2 separate regions of the Homo sapiens genome follow, and region 1 is linked to region 2. Evidence: chromatin contacts called from ENCODE Hi-C or POLR2A ChIA-PET data. All regions are on one chromosome and are shown on one strand. Each heading gives the region's core, a stretch centred on a gene start or an enhancer-like site at or near the end of the contact. The rest is flanking DNA. Distances are from core to core; before and after follow the strand shown.

The links. A loop is a pair of places that touch in the nucleus more often than their neighbours do. ChIA-PET counts read pairs that join two places held with the same protein, here RNA polymerase II (POLR2A). Pooled maps may share reads with other maps.
Region 1: a loop to region 2 is called in a map of endothelial cell of umbilical vein, with 8 times the contacts of the local background. The contact joins the enhancer-like site here to the promoter of HMGB1 in region 2. A Hi-C loop is called at or near these places in 43 of 168 maps with a recorded cell type or tissue (A673, CD4-positive, alpha-beta T cell, CD4-positive, alpha-beta memory T cell and 30 more), 35 of 37 single-sample maps with no recorded cell type and 43 of 50 pooled maps. POLR2A ChIA-PET finds 5 or more read pairs at or near these places in 20 of 52 experiments (A673, AG04450, BJ and 14 more).

What each region holds. Positions count from the first base shown.
Region 1 is chr13:30,571,272-30,575,260 of GRCh38, reverse strand. It overlaps a transcript of HMGB1 not described here. Among named protein-coding and RNA genes, the nearest start is that of USPL1, 45 kb to the left of the region's middle. Within about 2 kb of position 2,085, at least 9 of the 41 ENCODE cell types and tissues checked have a DNase peak (open chromatin) inside an H3K27ac peak, as active enhancers do; they include A673, CD4-positive, alpha-beta T cell, CD8-positive, alpha-beta T cell and 4 more, where a contact is called at or near this core.
Region 2 is chr13:30,464,676-30,468,504 of GRCh38, reverse strand. It overlaps HMGB1 (high mobility group box 1), which reads left to right and starts at 2,569. Exons shown (of 5, transcript NM_002128.7): 1 at 2,569-2,709. RefSeq lists enhancers at 1,610-2,385, 2,386-3,161 and silencers at 2,597-2,906, 3,506-3,829.

The sequences.
Region 1 (3,989 bases), core at 836-3,335, 110 kb before region 2:
AAATTTTAAAAAACACAAACTGAAGCAAGTTTAACCACCATCATGGTTTGTATGTTAATTGCTTTCTTGTTTTTACTAACTACATAAGCATGAACTTAATATAAAAGGCTACTATTTTTTCATTTTATAACTTTATGGCATGAAAATGTATACGCTGACACTTAAAATAATAAACATATGCACACCATGCAGATACTTTTACTCGGAGTTTATATTTTTGGTAGATTTTAATATATCAATTAAGATAAAATTATACAGAATAACTGATTCCCCAACAGACACATCTTTAGTACGAGGCCATTAATAGAATTTTTATGTAGTATATGCATATTACAAAGAGTACATTGTATGGAAAATAAACCAAGCTAGATTCCTGGATTCCTAGCATGGTTTATTTAATGCAAGTATTAAATTAAAAAGTCTGGTTAGCATGCAGTTAGCATCATAAAAAGAATTTCCACATATGACTATAGTAGTATACATTTCTGCAGTAAGGACAGCCCTCTACAAAATTATGAAGTATGTAGGTATCTTGGCACAACCCATAACATTTTTTATTCCAAATATGAGAATTCTTACCACTGAAGGCATTTCATGAAAAGTTGGATCCATAATTCTCCACTAGTCAAGACTTTCAGTAGAATGAGCACCTTATTACATTCATCTTTATTTTCCTATTTCCTAGCAGGGTCATGGAAATTAGCATATTCTCAATGAAAGTTGATAAATGAATGCATTCTGCTAAAAGTAAACATTGAGAAGAAATTTTTACCGTCGATTATGTTGCCATAGTGCTATTATCACAAGAGAATTCATTTAGCAACCATTTATTGAACATCATCTATGGTAGACAGTGTGTTAGCACTAGGAATACAGAACTTAATAAGATGAGCCTTCCAGCAGTGGGATTGGGCAACAGTGGATGCAAGAGGCAAAAGAACTTCAAACAGTTGTGATAAAGAGGAAAGATAGTAATGCTATCAGAGAAATATCTACAAACAAAATAGTGTTATGCTATTAGAAAAATACAGAGTGCTGTGGGAGCCCAGAAGAGAAATTAATTCCAGTTGGACGTAGGAGTGTTTGTCAGGATTTCATATGGGAAGTGGCTTTTGAGTTAAACTTTGAATATCTCACTGGCATCTTGGGCATCTCAAATCCACTGGGTCTATACTTGTGTTCATCATTTATTCATCATTTTCCCCTTCCACCCATTCATCCCCAGCTTGCATGTCTGATAGTCTTGAACATGATTATTGATATTGCCGTTCACTGCTGGGTCCTTCCTTTTAGAAAATGCTAGATTAGGCCGGGTGCGGTGGCTCACGCCTGTAATCCCAGCACTTTGGGAGGCTGAGTTGGGTAGATCACTTGAGACCAGGAGTTCCAGATCAGCCACGGCAACCTGGTGAAACCTCGTCTCTGCAAAAAATACCAAAAAAATTAGCTGGACGTGTTGGCGCATGCCTGTAGTCCCTGCTACTTGGGAGGCCGAGGTGGGAGGATCACCTAAGCCCATAAAGTTGAGGCTGCAGTGAGCCATGATCGTGCCATTGCACTCCCACCTGGGTGGCACAGTGAGACCCTTTCTCCAAAAAAAAAAAAAAAAAGAAAATGCTAGATTCATTTGACTCCTTTTCTTTCCTCTCCAGTATTTATTTGGTCACTTTAGTTATGTGAAGTTTTGAATAATTTCCAATTTTTTACAAATTATATGGTTTGTATGTAATGAAAAGCTTATCAAAAATGTTTCAGTTTATCAGTCTACTAATCAAATATTTTTAAACTTTTAAAATTATACACAGAAATGTGGTCCTATTTTGAAACAATTCTCTCATTTTTTTCACATTAAAAAGTTCAATTCTGATTTCTAAAAATCAGAAAATCATAAAGAATTTATTATGGAGAAGCTATCCTGGTGTACAATTATGACAGTATTTTTATTTTAAATGATACTGTCCTTCTAAGAATGTGTTTCTGTCAATTTGTCCTTATCTCTACAGAACCCTGAAATTGTAGCACTACTGTAGTGTTTCTAGAGAGTAATACGTTTCTGCTGCCATTTGGAGGAGCCTGCATCACAGAGTAATGAGTTGAGTCTGACTTACAAAGATGCCTCCTTTGCAATTCAGACCCCCCAGAAGAATTTGCAGTCAAATTCCTATAATTAATGAGTTGTGTCTTCTAGATTCCTTTAAGTACTACATCTAATGGAAGTTACAATTATAACTTAATTATTTTAAATAGTAGAGATTCTGATGGTGTGCTTACACCACTGAAACAAAAGATATTCTGAAAACTGAAAGTGAAACTGTCAGCCCTTGGCATCTGTAGTTAACAAACTACTCAAGAGTTTTGTTGCTAGATATCTAGATAATTGTGAGAATAAGCCAAGAGTGTGGGAGGCTTGCTTTGCTCTTCAGATGAAATGGCTTAAGTTTTGCCAAAATCCCTGAAGGGTAATCACGGTCTCTTTTAATCCCAAGTTTCAGATAATACCCACAAATAACTTATTCTTTAGAGTGGTCTTTGGAATTAGAGAAAGCAGAAATGTATTAAAATGTATTTCATTCACTTTGTTCCTGATCCTTACACCAGGGTCAACGGAGTCACTAAGAATTAGCAAAGTTCATTGGTAAGAGATTTACCCTTCTGATATCTTGCTCTGGTGAAATACTAGAAAAATGTCTTAAGAAGTAAAAGGCAGATGTGAGAGTTAAAGGAAATTTCAGTTAATTAGCAGAGTTGCATTAAAATAATCTTACCATGGATCATGAAGTCTTGAATTCTAAATTTGCCTTTGCTGGTATAATCCTAATTAGATATTTTACTTAATTTTTGAAATTTCATAATAAATAACCCAGCTTCTATCAACAAAATGAAGACTTTGCATTTAGAATTGCCTTCAAAATGCAATCAATTCCAATGTCATTACAAAATGTAACTGAACGGTCTCTGAGAGCTAAGTTGAACACTTTATCTCTGAGATGTCGTTGCATTCTATTGCAGTTATTTTCTGACATGTGTGGGGGAAGAAAGGTATTTCCTACTTTGAGCATTTATCAACACACTTACCCTGATACCCATGAACAGTCCCACCTCTGCCTGGCATTGTTTTATACTTGCTGTTGTCACATTCATTCTTCAAGTTTTAACTCAAAGTCAGTTCTTTGAAGTCATGCTTACTCTCCCATCATGAACTTGCAAAATTAGGCCTGAAGCTATTTTATTTGCTCCCAAGTAATATCTGCTATTCAGGTATATATCAACACAGAAATTGCCTCAGGTGTAGTCTCACAATGTAGACAACTGAGTTTATCATACACCAAATTTACTAAAAGCAAATATAAACATACTAATCCATTAAATTATTTTAATATATATACGAAACTCATTATAAGTGTAGGAACGTAAATATTATTATTATACTATAAAAATATAAAGTAATACTTCTAAAATACATATACTCTTCATTTGTTAATCTTCCTTAATCCTGAACTATTTTCATTTTCTGCTTAGGTAATCTTAGTTTTCTGTAGATTCAGATGGATTTAAATGTTTTTTGTAAACCTGCTTGTGGCTTCAAAACCACTAGGCACTATGCCAGCTATTAAAAGTAGATTTTTATTCTACAGCTTAATTGTCCATAATAAAACTTGGCCATTTAGGCTGGGTACGGTGGCTCACGCCTGTAATCCCAGCACTTTGGGAGGCTAAGGCGGGCAGATCACAAGGTCAGGAGTTCAAGACCAGCCTGGCCAGCATGGTGAAACCCCGTCTCTACTAAAAATAAAAAAAATTAGCCGGGCATGGTGGCACATGCCTGTAGTCCCAGCTACTTGGGAGGCTGAGGCAAGAGAATCACCTGAACCCGGGAGGCGGAGGTTGCAGTGAGCCAAGATTGCGCCACTGCACTCCAGCCTGGGCGAGAGAGCGAGACTCCATCTCGGAAAAAAAAAAAAAAAAAACCATTTTTTTGCTAATCCTGG
Region 2 (3,829 bases), core at 1,320-3,819:
AGGTGGGCGGATCACCTGAGGTCAAGAGTTCAAGACCAGCCTGACCAACATGGTGAAACCCCGTCTCTACTAAAAATAAAAAATTAGCCGGGCATGGTGGCGCATGCCTGTATTCCCAGCTACTCGGGAGGCTGAGGCAGAAGAATCGATTGAACCAGGAGGTGTAGGTTGCAGTGAGCCGAGATTGCACCGCTGCACTCCAGCCTGGGCAGTAAGAGCAAAACTCTGTCTCAAACAACAACAATAACAACAACAACAAAAAATTCACTAGATTTGCAATCACTGCCTTCATATAAGATTAAAATATGAAGAAAAACTCAAGGTTAACTGCACTTGAGGTTTTCTAAATTATGGGATTGAAGGGGTCTATATAATTTTAAACATTAAAAAAAGTTTAATCTTTACAACCCTGTGGTCCCCTCCATTTTATAGCTGAGAGAATTGAAGCATGGAGGTTTAAAAACATGCCCAAGATCATACAGCTAGTAAGTAGCAGAGCTGGGATTTGCACCCAAGTCTATTCAATTCCAGTGCCTATTACTCACCATATCATCCTGTCAAAATAGAAACCTTGTGTGGGCCCATTGCTCTCAAGATGTCCTGTGGCCATAAATGCACCCTGGCAGGAGCAAGCTGGTATAGACAACCAGTAAAGTGTATGGCCGTGCCAGTACAAAGCCAACACTGCTCCTGGAAAATATTGATAGTGCCATATTCAACTAATCGTCAAATTTTAATATCATCGATGCCACTGAAAGTATCTTAATCATTCTCATGAATATTTTGTAATATGAGACATTGAGAAGATAAGACAGTATTGAAATAAATATCTAGATTTAAAAAATATAAAATTTGAATGATTAGTAGAGGGAAGCAGAGGATAGTAAATATGTGTGAAAATAATAACATAAAAGTTAACTTTAGATATATTATCTTTAAACACTGCATGTGCAGTATACCAATTTATATCCTCTTTAATATTATAGTCTTTTTCATGTGCATGTGTGATATATTGTCCATTCACCAAGACTATAATCCCTGAGTCCGATAGTGTATTTTCTTTTAAAAAGAAATCAACATTAAAACAGGAAAGATTATCTAAGCTTACTCTCAAGTAGTTTAATACATTTGAGGAAATAAATTAGGTTATGGATGCTTATAAGCGATATAAAAAATCAAATTAACACGATGTAGGTGATTTATTCCAAATTTGATCTGTTACATTTGGAGGAATTGGTTGTTGGATTTAGAAGTGTACAAAATACCATTAGAGAGTGAAAAAAAAGGGAAGTCTGTTATAACTGAATAGGGGCGTGGTCTGCTCAGGCTAAAAGGAATAGATAGTAGTTTCATAAAGGACTGATATAACTGTAGAGTCTTCAGAACTGGCCACTACAGCCAGCACATTTTCTCTACAGACGTAAGTATGTCTATTAATACCAGCCAGCTTGGTGAGTTAGAGAAACCACAGCCTGTGGATTTGGGCACATGCACTCTCTGCCTGCATCTAATCCTTCGGGTAACCATATACCTACAACTCCTGTAATCCTAGAGCAGTTACATGGATGCACTAAGTGGTGTGATGGGAGGGAAAGATAGCATCACAAGGATTCGTTTGATTGTAACAGTAATCCACACCAAGTCAAATAAAATAGCCAAACAGTTTAGAATGTGGTCTCTAATGAATTTGCTAATTCTACCAGGGCCTCACAAACATTTCCTGCTAGAGTACCCCATATCAAACCAAGTGGCTGTTCTTTAATTACATGGAATAATTATTTGATTTCCAGGAAGTTAAGACAGTGCTTTGTATTTAAATAAAAAGTTCTAGACATGCTGTGAAACTCGATCAAACCAAGAAAAAGGGTGAAACTGAATGCCTGCTCACTGACTCAAGATTTCAGCTGCTCAGCGAGCCTGACGTGACGGCTTATGAGCCCAGAAAAGGGGTATTTTAAACCCGGCTGGCTGGATCATGTCACTTTCTTATAGAAGCCCTGCCTTTCCAGAGACCTAAAGTGTAACGCAATCAGAGACCTTTGAGGGGCTCGAGGCTCGGCGGCTTCCGCCCCTCAGCACCAGCAGAGACCCCAGTTTTCAGGGGACATGATCCCATAGTGTCGCCCTCACTTTTGAAGGGCCATTAAAAGCCTGGGGCCTCTTATCTCAACGGCTTTGGGCGTGAATGTGGGGCAAGAAGGGGGGGGGAGACCTGTGGGTGTCTCTTTTGCCTGAGGAGTTGGAGACACTTGTGGAAAAGTCAGGCCCTTTTCGCTCCGGCGGCCGCTCCGGTGTGGGGCTGGCTTGGGTTAGACACATGCACACATACACCATAGAGCTCTGCTTTCCCGTAGCAGCTGCTGCCTCTGCCTCTGCCTCTCCCGCCTCAGCCTCTTTGCCCGGCATACACACACATTCAGATTTGCGCGCTGTTTCAATCCTTGATGACGTGTCCCCGGAGACAGCCAATAGCAAACGGGCTCTGGTCAGGACAATGGGAGGTATCGGGCCAATGAGCGAGCCCCGTGAGTTGGCGGTAGCCAATAGGAGCCGCGCTGGCTGGAGAGTAATGTTACAGAGCGGAGAGAGTGAGGAGGCTGCGTCTGGCTCCCGCTCTCACAGCCATTGCAGTACATTGAGCTCCATAGAGACAGCACCGGGGCAAGTGAGAGCCGGACGGGCACTGGGCGACTCTGTGCCTCGCTGAGGGTGAGTCTGGGGCAGCGCCGCGGCGGGGAGAGCGCCTCCGGCAGCTCCCCAGCCCGCGCGGCGGCCGGATCCCCGCGGCCGGGAGCCGGCGGGTCAGGATCCACACAAAGGCAAATGAGGGGGGACCGTGGGGGGAACTGCGCACGGAGCGAGCCTCTGCCCGGGCGCCGGGAACGCTGCCCCGCGCCGGTGCCCCGGCCCTCAGGCAGCCTGAGGCGCCGGGAGCCCCGCGCCCCGCGAGTTTCCACCCCCGGCGGCGTCCGCGCTGACTGGCGCAAAAAAAAAAATTTTTTTTTTAATTAAAAAAATTTTGAACGTGTTTTGGGCCCTCGGGCCGGGCGTTCGGGCGGGCGGCGTGCGCGGAGCGCGGCCGGGGCGGCGGGGCCGGCGCGGCTCGGCGGCGGCGGCGGGAGGGCAGCGGCGGCGCTTCCCCGGGCTGCATTGGCCGCCGCCGCAGCGAGCCGGGCGCTGGCGGGGAGCGCGGCCAGCCGGGCGGGCGGCGGGGCGGGCGGGGCGCCGCGGCGGGCGAGGGCGGCGCGGGGGCCTGGGGGCGGCAGTGCGGGCCCGGCCGGCCTCGGCCCGGTCGCGGCGGCGGCGGCGGCCGGGCGGCGGGGGGAGCGGCGCCGCTGCGCTCGCTGGAACATGGCTGACTCGGGCCCGGCGCTGCTGGCTGGAGAGAAAACAAGGCGGGCGGGCGGGGGAGCTGGGCGCAGCAGTTCCGAGGCAACTTTTTTTTTCCTCTCTCTTTTCACAGCCCCGCGTTCTCCGTGCGGGGGCGGCGGGGCGCGCGGCCCGCGCGGAGGGAGACGGGGAGTGGCGGGCGGGTGGGCCCTCGGGCGGCCCCCACCGCGGCGGGGGGAGGGGAGCGGCGCGGAGGGGAGGGCCCGGCCGCGCGCCCCCCGCCCCTCCCCCGGCCGTAATGGCCGAGTGTGTGCGCCAGAGCGCGGCTCGCACCCCGCCCGCCGCCGCCGCCGCGCCCGCACCCTCGCACTCACACACTCTCTCATACACACACACACACACACACACACACAAAGGGAAGGAGCCATATTCTCGCTCGCGCTCGCCCTCGCGGCGGCGGCGGCGCAGGCGGAGAAGACGCGCAGCGGCCATTCCGTGC